Linked DNA regions of Homo sapiens: region 1 is linked to region 2. A link is an interaction called in ENCODE POLR2A ChIA-PET data of the cell type or tissue named here. Cell type or tissue: PC-9. All regions are shown on one strand. Each heading gives the region's core, and the rest is flanking DNA. Links, peaks and the distances in the headings are about the cores only.

What was found. Peaks named below come from ENCODE experiments on the same cell type or tissue, not always from the same donor. Only the 100,000 strongest peaks of a DNase experiment are listed, where the experiment ranks them.
Region 1: POLR2A ChIA-PET joins it to region 2 with 9 read pairs; 16 of 35 experiments call an interaction of 5 or more read pairs at or near these places.

What each region holds. Positions count from the first base shown.
Region 1 is chr2:200,739,251-200,743,641 of GRCh38, forward strand. It overlaps the pseudogene AOX3P-AOX2P and the pseudogene AOX2P. Among named protein-coding and RNA genes, the nearest start is that of LINC01792, 6.3 kb to the left of the region's middle. In PC-9, for the core only: no CTCF peak of the experiment used is centred there; a DNase peak (open chromatin) is centred at 2,491; H3K27ac peaks cover 1,971 bases.
Region 2 is chr2:200,817,077-200,821,467 of GRCh38, forward strand. It overlaps BZW1 (basic leucine zipper and W2 domains 1), which reads left to right. Exons shown (of 12, transcript NM_001207067.2): 6 at 30-165; 7 at 898-1,007; 8 at 1,147-1,317; 9 at 1,679-1,825; 10 at 2,906-3,044; 11 at 4,107-4,229. Among named protein-coding and RNA genes, the nearest start is that of BZW1-AS1, 7.1 kb to the left of the region's middle. In PC-9, for the core only: no CTCF peak of the experiment used is centred there; no DNase peak of the experiment used is centred there.

The DNA.
Region 1 (4,391 bases), core at 86-4,085, 78 kb before region 2:
GGCAACAGAGCAAGACTTTATCTCAAAAAAAAAAAAAAAAAAAAAAAAAGAAGAAGAGGAAGAGCGATAAGTCAAGCTCAAAAGAGTGGCTAAGCAGCATCACAGGTGAGAAAAGGATGCTATGGTTTTGCTAGTTTCATGATAAGCTTGTCCAAGAACTTAGTTTAGTCTTAGGCTGCATTAACAAAATAGAGTATCTAAAACAAGGAGGGTAGCCTTCTCTACTCTGGGCTGTTCAAAACACAGCTGGAGAAAGATGGTCAGATCTGGGAGGCATACTTGAAGATCTGGTTGATTTTGATCTCAAAAGAAAGGAAAAGAGAAACAGTTAGGTTTTTGAAACACATATGCTCCTTCCCCTGCATACCCTCAATTGTATAGCAGAAATCTTTGGGATATGGAAAACCAGGGAGGGCATGTTTCCTTTAAAACAGCTCTCAAGTGATTTCAAAATGTTCTCTCTCCAGTCAGGAACTCTGACGAGGTACACTGGTGAGGAGAAGGTGGCAGGAGAATGAGGGGTTGGAAACCACCCCAAAAAGAGGACTAGGGGTGGGAGGACAGGCAAAGGGAACATGAGAGCTGCCTTGGACTATGTCTAGACTCCTGAGGTCTGATGTGTTATTACATATGAGCAGAGAGTAGAAGAGTAACTGACAGATGAGGATCCAGGGAGCCAGATTTCAGCTCAGGGGAAACAAAAAAAAATGTAAAATGGAACTGCTCATAAAGGAATGGGGATTCCCTGTCCTCACCTGTGTTCCAGTCCAGACCGCAGCAACCAGGAGGTCACCGTAGATTCCTTCCCTATGCTGGGAGGAGAATCTTGAGTTCAATGGCCAGTCATTTCCCTCCCAAGTTCTGAAATGCTACAGGCTCCATCAGATCTGAGTGAGGGCTCCCAAAAAAGAGTGAAAAGGCAATTCTCTGTCCAACTGTGTGGATGCCTCAGAACACTGACACAGCCCATGTGAAGTCTGGCCATTTCAGAAGCCCACAGGAGATGAGGCTGAGACCCTTTGCACCAAGGCAAGATGGCACCTCTGCAGCCAACACCATGGCCATCTTCACTGTTGCCAGGGCTGAGTGGGGTGGCTCACTCCCGCTGAGCCTCCCTGCTTGAATCTGAATCCCAGGCCTGCCCCTTCCTAGCTGGGGACATTGGTCAAGTTTCATAATTGCTCTGTACTTCAGTGTCTTCATCTGTAAAATAGGGATAACGACACCCACCTCACTGGGTTGTTGTGTCAGGGGTTAGACAGCGCGTGGAACACACTGGTGTTAGGTAAGTGCTAGGCACCCTCGAGTCCTCTTCCCATCCAAAGAAGCCAGTGGGAGGGGCCCTCCCTGACAAGCTGAACCCACACCCTCTGCAAAAGAGAGAAAGACTGAACTGACTTAGATTCCTCTTGACCCTTTCATGGCCACTAAGAGGACCATCAGCAGGTGCCTTCGGGGTAGAGAAGCTGAGAGATGGAATGACTGCGCTGTAACTCTCTCTCCTTAGTCCTTAGGGGGGCATGTGAGAAGCCGGCATTGCTATTCGGACCTGAATCCAATTCTTGCTGTGGGCAATGCTACCCTCAATCTGATTTCAGCAGGTAAGCTGCCTCCAAACACTCTGAACAGCACCTAGAGATCTTTTGTCTTTTCTACTTATTCTTTTAAGGAATTGCTTTAAGTCAGAGCCCAAGTCTCTAGTTCTCAATTCACCATGGGGAGCCCAGCTCATGAGGGAAGGTGCACTGATCCAAAAGGCAGCTGGTGTTTCCTTCTGACACCACACACGCACACAACCTGGGACCACACACTCAGTTAGCTCACATGTTCGCCCACGTGTCTTGCTTGACCAGTAAACACCAGAGGTGATGTGCAGAGGCTAAGCTGAGGGTGAGGTTGCAGTGCGCACTCTCCCTGTGGGCCAAGGGACTGCTCCTGCTCCCCCATTCTCATCATGGGCTCCCTCCGCCAACACACAGTCCGAGGCCCCCACACAGTGCCCTCAAAGTTGCCTCCCTACCCCCCAGTTGCTGTGTAAGAAGCTACAAGGCTGGTGTGGACACACAGTGGACATCCACACAGGCTGTGGTGGGCCCCTGGGAAGGGGTAGGCAGTGATTGATTTTAATTGCTAGCTGAGAGGAACGTTCCCTTGCGGTGGCTGCCCGCTAAACCTCCCTTTCATCTCCCCAAGCACCCTGCACACTCACACTGCCCCCAACTGCCCCCCAGATACTAATACCACCTTGACTGGATGCAACTACATGCCAGGCTGTGCTGGGGCGTTGGTCATTACCATTGGCTGAAGGTCTGCTTTCCCAGCTCAGCTAGAGCCATCTCCACCCAGAGCACAGCCCTGGCTCCAGCAAAGGCAGTAGATCAGCTCGCTGGCCCAGCAACAGGGAGGGGCCAGGCAGAGATCAACCGTGGGAGCCTCCTTTGGGGCACCCTGCTTCCTCACAAGCATACCTACATTCCAACCAGCACAGCGCTCACTGTGCCAGGGATCAAACGCATGTCACAGTCCCCAGGCCATAGTTTGATCTCCTCACTGCACTCCTGTGGGCCAGAGGGCACAGTTGTGGTCCCCAAGAGGGGGCAACTGGGCTAGAAGGAGGTTTCAGAATTTTTCACTTTGTTTTAAAGGTGTAAGTGTCTGTCTCAAGAGCTGACAACAGCAGGAAGAACACAAGGCAAAGTCAGTGGCTTGAACTGAACTGAATAGTTAAAAGTGCAAACAAACCGTGTGTTGGCTTAAAGTTGTTGACTTAACAAGTGATCATAAGCACTGAACAGGTTCTATGTAGTTAACCACAGGCCCAGTGAGCCTTCAAGGCAGAAGAGACCCCAGTTCACATAGCATATATGCTGATGAGAAAATAGTAATGTCATTACGGTGCCACCACCTGGGACCCCATGATGGGACCCTGTGACTTTGCCGTGGACTCAGACCTCAGCCTTGCTCTGTGTAGAGGAAGCTGGCCTTTCCTTCTCTACTGCTGACATTTAAAAGAACAGAATAATCTTGCTCTCCTTGTTGTGACTGTGCAGAAATATAATTCTCTTCCACAGAAGGTACGCGGCGGATTCCTCTAAATGAACATTTTCTTGCTGGGTTGGCAAGTGCAGACCTTAAGCCAGAGGAAATTTTGGAATCTGTGCATATCCCGCACTCTCAAAAGGTCAGAATTCCGCTGGTTGCTTTTGAGGGTGGATTTTCCTTTTTCATAACTGAGTCCAGTCATCTTTAGAAATCTAAAAACAGATGGAAAGAAAATAACTCTGCCCTGCAAACCTGTTTCCTGTCCAACTGCAGATTGGGCCAGCACCAAGGCCCTCCGACAGCCAAGAGCAGGCAGCTCCGGGTGTGGATGTGGGGCTGTTGTTCTAGCTGCAGGGTGGAGCATGCTGAGGGCCTGTGGTCACACCACCACACCCCTCATGGCCATGAGTTCAAGCTCTCGGGCTGTCAAATGGAGTGTCTCTAACTGACCCACAGGGAGATGGGGGCTAGGGCTCAGCTGTCCCACACCCCACTCTAGCCAATAGTTCATGGGCGCAGGAGGGCCTCTAGTTGTTCGCTAACTCAGAATCTCTGCGGCTGATGTAGCCACCCAGCCGGCTATGGAGTTGACCTTCTGTCCTCACTGCCTGCTCCCTGTGCCTCTGCCAAAGCTGTACCTGAATCTAAGAGGATAGTCTTCCCAGAGAGAGGCAATGCAACACACACACACACACACACACACACACACACACACACACACCCCCTAGCTCAGCCCCCAAAGTCCCAGAGAGGAGCAGCCAAGACTCTGGGGCACCAGGATGAGGATGGCCCACTCCCCATCCGGGGCCTTCTGCTACAGTAGCAGTAATATTCTTCTACAGGGGCATTGGTCGTTACCATTGGCTGAAGGTCTCCGCTTTCCCAACTCAGCCACAGCCATCTCCACCTGGAGCACAGCCCCGGCTCCAGCCAAGGCAATAGATCAGCTCACCGGCCCAGCAGCAGGGAGGGACCAGGCAGAGATCAACAGTGGGGGGCTCCTTTGGGGCACCCCTGCCTCCTACAACCATGCCTACATTCCAACCAGCACAGCTCTGACTGTGCCAGGTGTCTTGTTAGATTGTGTCTGTGTGATTAATTAATAGCATCAAAAGCCGGGGGGCAGCCTGGTTATGGAGGGAGTCATAAGTTATGCTTTCAGCCATGTGTGATCTTCATTAGTTTTTCCTTTGGAATGGAAACTTTGAAATGTGTTCCCATTTAAATCCATGAAAAGGCAGCAGACGGAAAAACAAGCCCACTCAAACATGTGCACCCTTCGTGGCGGCACAGATGGAAATGCACAAAGGGGCACAGGCCGTCTTCATGGACCCCACCTTGGCTCACCA
Region 2 (4,391 bases), core at 66-4,065:
TTAACCCTTAATTGTTTTACTTTTTACAGCTGCTGCTGTTCTTGAAGGGTTTTTCAGAGTCGGAGAGGAACAAGCTAGCTATGTTGACTGGTGTTCTTCTGGCTAATGGAACACTTAATGCATCCATTCTTAATAGCCTTTATAATGAAAATTTGGTTAAAGAAGGTAATCAGCCTTAAAGGATGGTCTTCAGTTGACTCAGAGTGGGGTGGATAAGAGCATGGTTTACTGTTCATAGATGTGACTTCTGTGAAAGTCTTCGTTTATTAACCAGCCTTAAATTTAATAAGTTCAGTCTAATTCACTAGACATTTAATGAATACCTTTGGCATCCAGGTTTAATGGCTTTCTTTAGGCATACAACAGATACCCAGATTTAGACAAAATGTTGTTATATGTAATAAAAATAAAATGAGAAATGCTGTGGGAACCCCAGAAGAGATTAATACCAATTGGGAGACTTGGAGAAGATGACGTTTGGGGAAAATGTCAAGCTGGAAGGGAAAATCAGTTCCCTGTTTGGCTCCAATTGTCGGATTATTCTCTACAGTAATTTTTTTGAAGCTTTTTTTTTTTTAAAAAACTGCTTGCAGTAGTGAGTATTTAAGTTACCTTACTGTAATTCTCACAACAGTCTTGTCAAGTGTAGAGACTGTTGCCCTCAATTTATACTTTGGAAAACACTTTAAGTAACTTGGCCAAGAATATACAATTTGCAAGTGGTAGACTAGGGAGATTGGAGAAGTGATAAACTGTGGCCCAGGAAAGTTCAGGGTTAAGTTTGTGAGGAAAGTCAGTAATCCCATGTGATTGAACTATGAAGGGAAGGATATAGGGGGACACAGTGATTGAAACCAGGGAAGGTACTTCTGTTAATTAAGCTATTTTCTTTTACAGGAGTTTCAGCAGCTTTTGCTGTGAAGCTCTTTAAATCATGGATAAATGAAAAAGATATCAATGCAGTAGCTGCAAGTCTTCGGAAAGTCAGCATGGATAACAGACTGATGGTTGGTAACTTTTTTTCATTCTTCCCATTCTTGCCAAGGATGTAAATGAGAGAAATTTCTCATTTTTAAGACTGTGAAAAGAAAGTGTTTTTCTTAATCTGATTTAAAGAAAGTTTAACCAGATAAATTCTTCTTTTAGGAACTCTTTCCTGCCAATAAGCAAAGTGTTGAACACTTCACAAAATATTTTACTGAGGCAGGCTTGAAAGAGCTTTCAGAATATGTTCGGAATCAGCAAACCATCGGAGCTCGTAAGGAGCTCCAGAAAGAACTTCAAGAACAGATGTCCCGTGGTGATCCATTTAAGGATGTAAGTTTTTGTTTAAACCGTCTTTTTATGGCTAAGCTTCTGGCATAGAGATTTTCACTAATTTGAGGAACTTACTTCACCAGGATGAGATTGAGTTAATAGTAACAGGATGTTATACTGGAACTTTGCCTCATTCTTTTGCATATGCTTCTTCAGTGCCTGACTGAGGCCCAGAAATACAAGAGACTGGAGCTCAGGGCACCTTTCAGTTGTAAAGGTCTCTTTTTATATGTGGTACACATGTGGTTGCCAGTTGCATGGAAAAGGAGTTGTTAGTTTTTGTTAAAGGTCTAAACTTGATGTGTGAAGTATGTACATAATCAAAACTGACTTCTGTTACTAAATTTGGATTCATTTGCAGATAATTTTATATGTCAAGGAGGAGATGAAAAAAAACAACATCCCAGAGCCAGTTGTCATCGGAATAGTCTGGTCAAGTGTAATGAGCACTGTGGAATGGAACAAAAAAGAGGAGCTTGTAGCAGAGCAAGCCATCAAGCACTTGAAGGTATTAGAACTATGCCTTGACAAAACAAACTATTCTGCTTTCACGTGGTGATAAGTGAACTGTGACTATATTTTTCTAAGAGGATTTATCACATCCTGTGGTTCCTAGGGATGGCCCACCAGTAAATAAACAAATAGTAACATTAGCTATTGATGATAATGCTCTGAATTGGGCTGTGGTTCACAGGTTAAAAACAAGAATATGGCCTGGCCAGGCACAATGGCTCACGCCTGTAAACCCAGCACTTTGGGAGGCAAGGGCAGGAGGATTGCTTGAGCTCAGTTTAAGACGTGCCTGGGCAACATAGTGAGACCTCATCTCTACTAAAAATCACAAAAAATAGCCAGTCGTGGTGGCGCATGCCTGTAGTCCCAACTACTCAGGAGGCTGAGGCAGAGGATCTCTTGAGCCCTGGAGATCAAGACTGCAGTGAGCTTATGATGGCTTTGTCAGACAAAGCCTGGGTGACAGGGTGAGATCCTGCCTCAAAAAAAAGAACATGATGAAAAGGAACTTCAGCTTGTAATTAGATGTTTGCTTTTGAAGGGGGTATTGGAAAATAGGAATTTTTCCCCCCCTCTAAAATACTAATATTGTTTGACATTTACTTGGACTACTTGGTATAGTATTGTTTATTTTACTTAGCTACTTAGATTTTCTGCTTTTTTTTTTTTCTCTTGAGACAGTCTCACTCTGTCACCCAGGCTGGAGTGCAGTGATGTGATCTCAGCTCACTGCAGCCTCCATCTCCTGGGTTCAAGCAGTTCTGCCTCCTCGGCCTCCCAAGTAGTGCCTGGCTAATTTTTGTATTTTTAGTAGAGACGAGCTTTTACCATATTGGCCAGGCTGGTCTCGAACTCCTGACCTCAAGTGATCCACCCGCCTCGGCCTCCCAAAGTGCTGGGATTACAGACGTGAGCCACTGTGCCCAGCCTATTTTTTAAATTTCTGGTAAATAAGTTATAGTTTGCAGTGATTATAAAAGATGAGTTAAGTTCTATATTGTCTGTATTGTAGGAGTTTTGTAATGGATGGTTATTTGTAATGAATGACTAAATCTTTTCTCTGTTCCTTTAAAAGCAATACAGCCCTCTACTTGCTGCCTTTACTACTCAAGGTCAGTCTGAGCTGACTCTGTTACTGAAGATTCAGGAGTATTGCTATGACAACATTCATTTCATGAAAGCCTTCCAGAAAATAGTGGTGCTTTTTTATAAAGGTAATTTAGATTTTGAATTTTGTAAATAACACTTAATAAAAACCCTTATAAACACAAAATTATCCAAATGATGAGTTATCTGGACATCAGCTCCCTGAAATATTTTACTTCTAGTTATGAGTCACCTCTGATTAAATTGGGTGCTTTTTAGTGCACTGATACTTGTTTAAAACATCTAAACCCTATTCACAAGTTGAAGTATGAAATCTAAAGCCATCATTATGCGTCCTCAAACTTGCCTCCTATACTCTTAACCAGGTATACATTCCCAAAGTTCAGCTAGGTGTGGTGGCTCATACTTGTGACCCCAACACTTTGGGAGCCTGAGGCTGGAGGATCGCTTGAGCCCAAGAGTTCAAGACCGGCCTGGACTGCATAAGGAGACCTCATCTCTACAAAAAAAATAAAAAATTAGGCAGGGAATGGTGGCGCAAGCCTGTAGTCCCAGCAACTCAGAAGGCTGAGGTAGGAGGATCACTTGAGCCTAGGAGGTCAAGGCTGCAGTGAACCATGATTGTGCCACTGCACTCCAGCAGCCTAGGCAACAAGTGAGACCCTGTTTCAAAAAAAAAAAATCCCCAAGTCCCTTTTCCAGACAGTCTGTAGTCTTAGCTATGTAGTCATAGCTCTGGAGTCTTCAGCCTGTGTGAATCCTGCTTCTGTTCATCTTACTCCCCCACCCAGTGTTGACTTTCCGTAGTCCTTCAAGACCAGTTCAGAGTGCTTCTATAGCAACCCCAATTTCAGTTATATTGTTCCCTTTTCTCCTGATCCCAATTTTAGAAACCTGGTCTAAAGTGGCTAGTAAAGACAAGACCTCTGTTGGGAGAAAATCCATTGCAGTTGGTCATAACACTTTGAAATTCTGCACTAATCAGACCAGTCTTGATCCCGTTGAGTGTAGTTGGTATGCGCACATGTATTATTATCTTCCATTTCTCATGGATGTTTTTAGCTTTTCAGCAGTTTGTTTGCTAAGCAGGCATTTGCACATTAGGTGGTGGTTCTAACGCTGAGTAGAGTATATTAAAACTCCCTTAATGCAATGAGTTTTCTTTCCAGCTGAAGTCCTGAGCGAGGAGCCCATTTTGAAGTGGTATAAAGATGCACATGTTGCAAAGGGGAAGAGTGTTTTCCTTGAGCAAATGAAAAAGTTTGTAGAATGGCTCAAAAATGCTGAAGAAGGTAAGGATTTTCCTTTGTGTGGTTTGTTTGGTAAAGCTAATTTTAATGTGGCCATAATATATCTTCACACATGCTTCCTTCTTTCTGATGCCATTTTGTACCTGGAGTAGAGATTTTTGTTATAAGGCAGGTGGCGAAAGCTAGAGTTTAATTATTATAGTA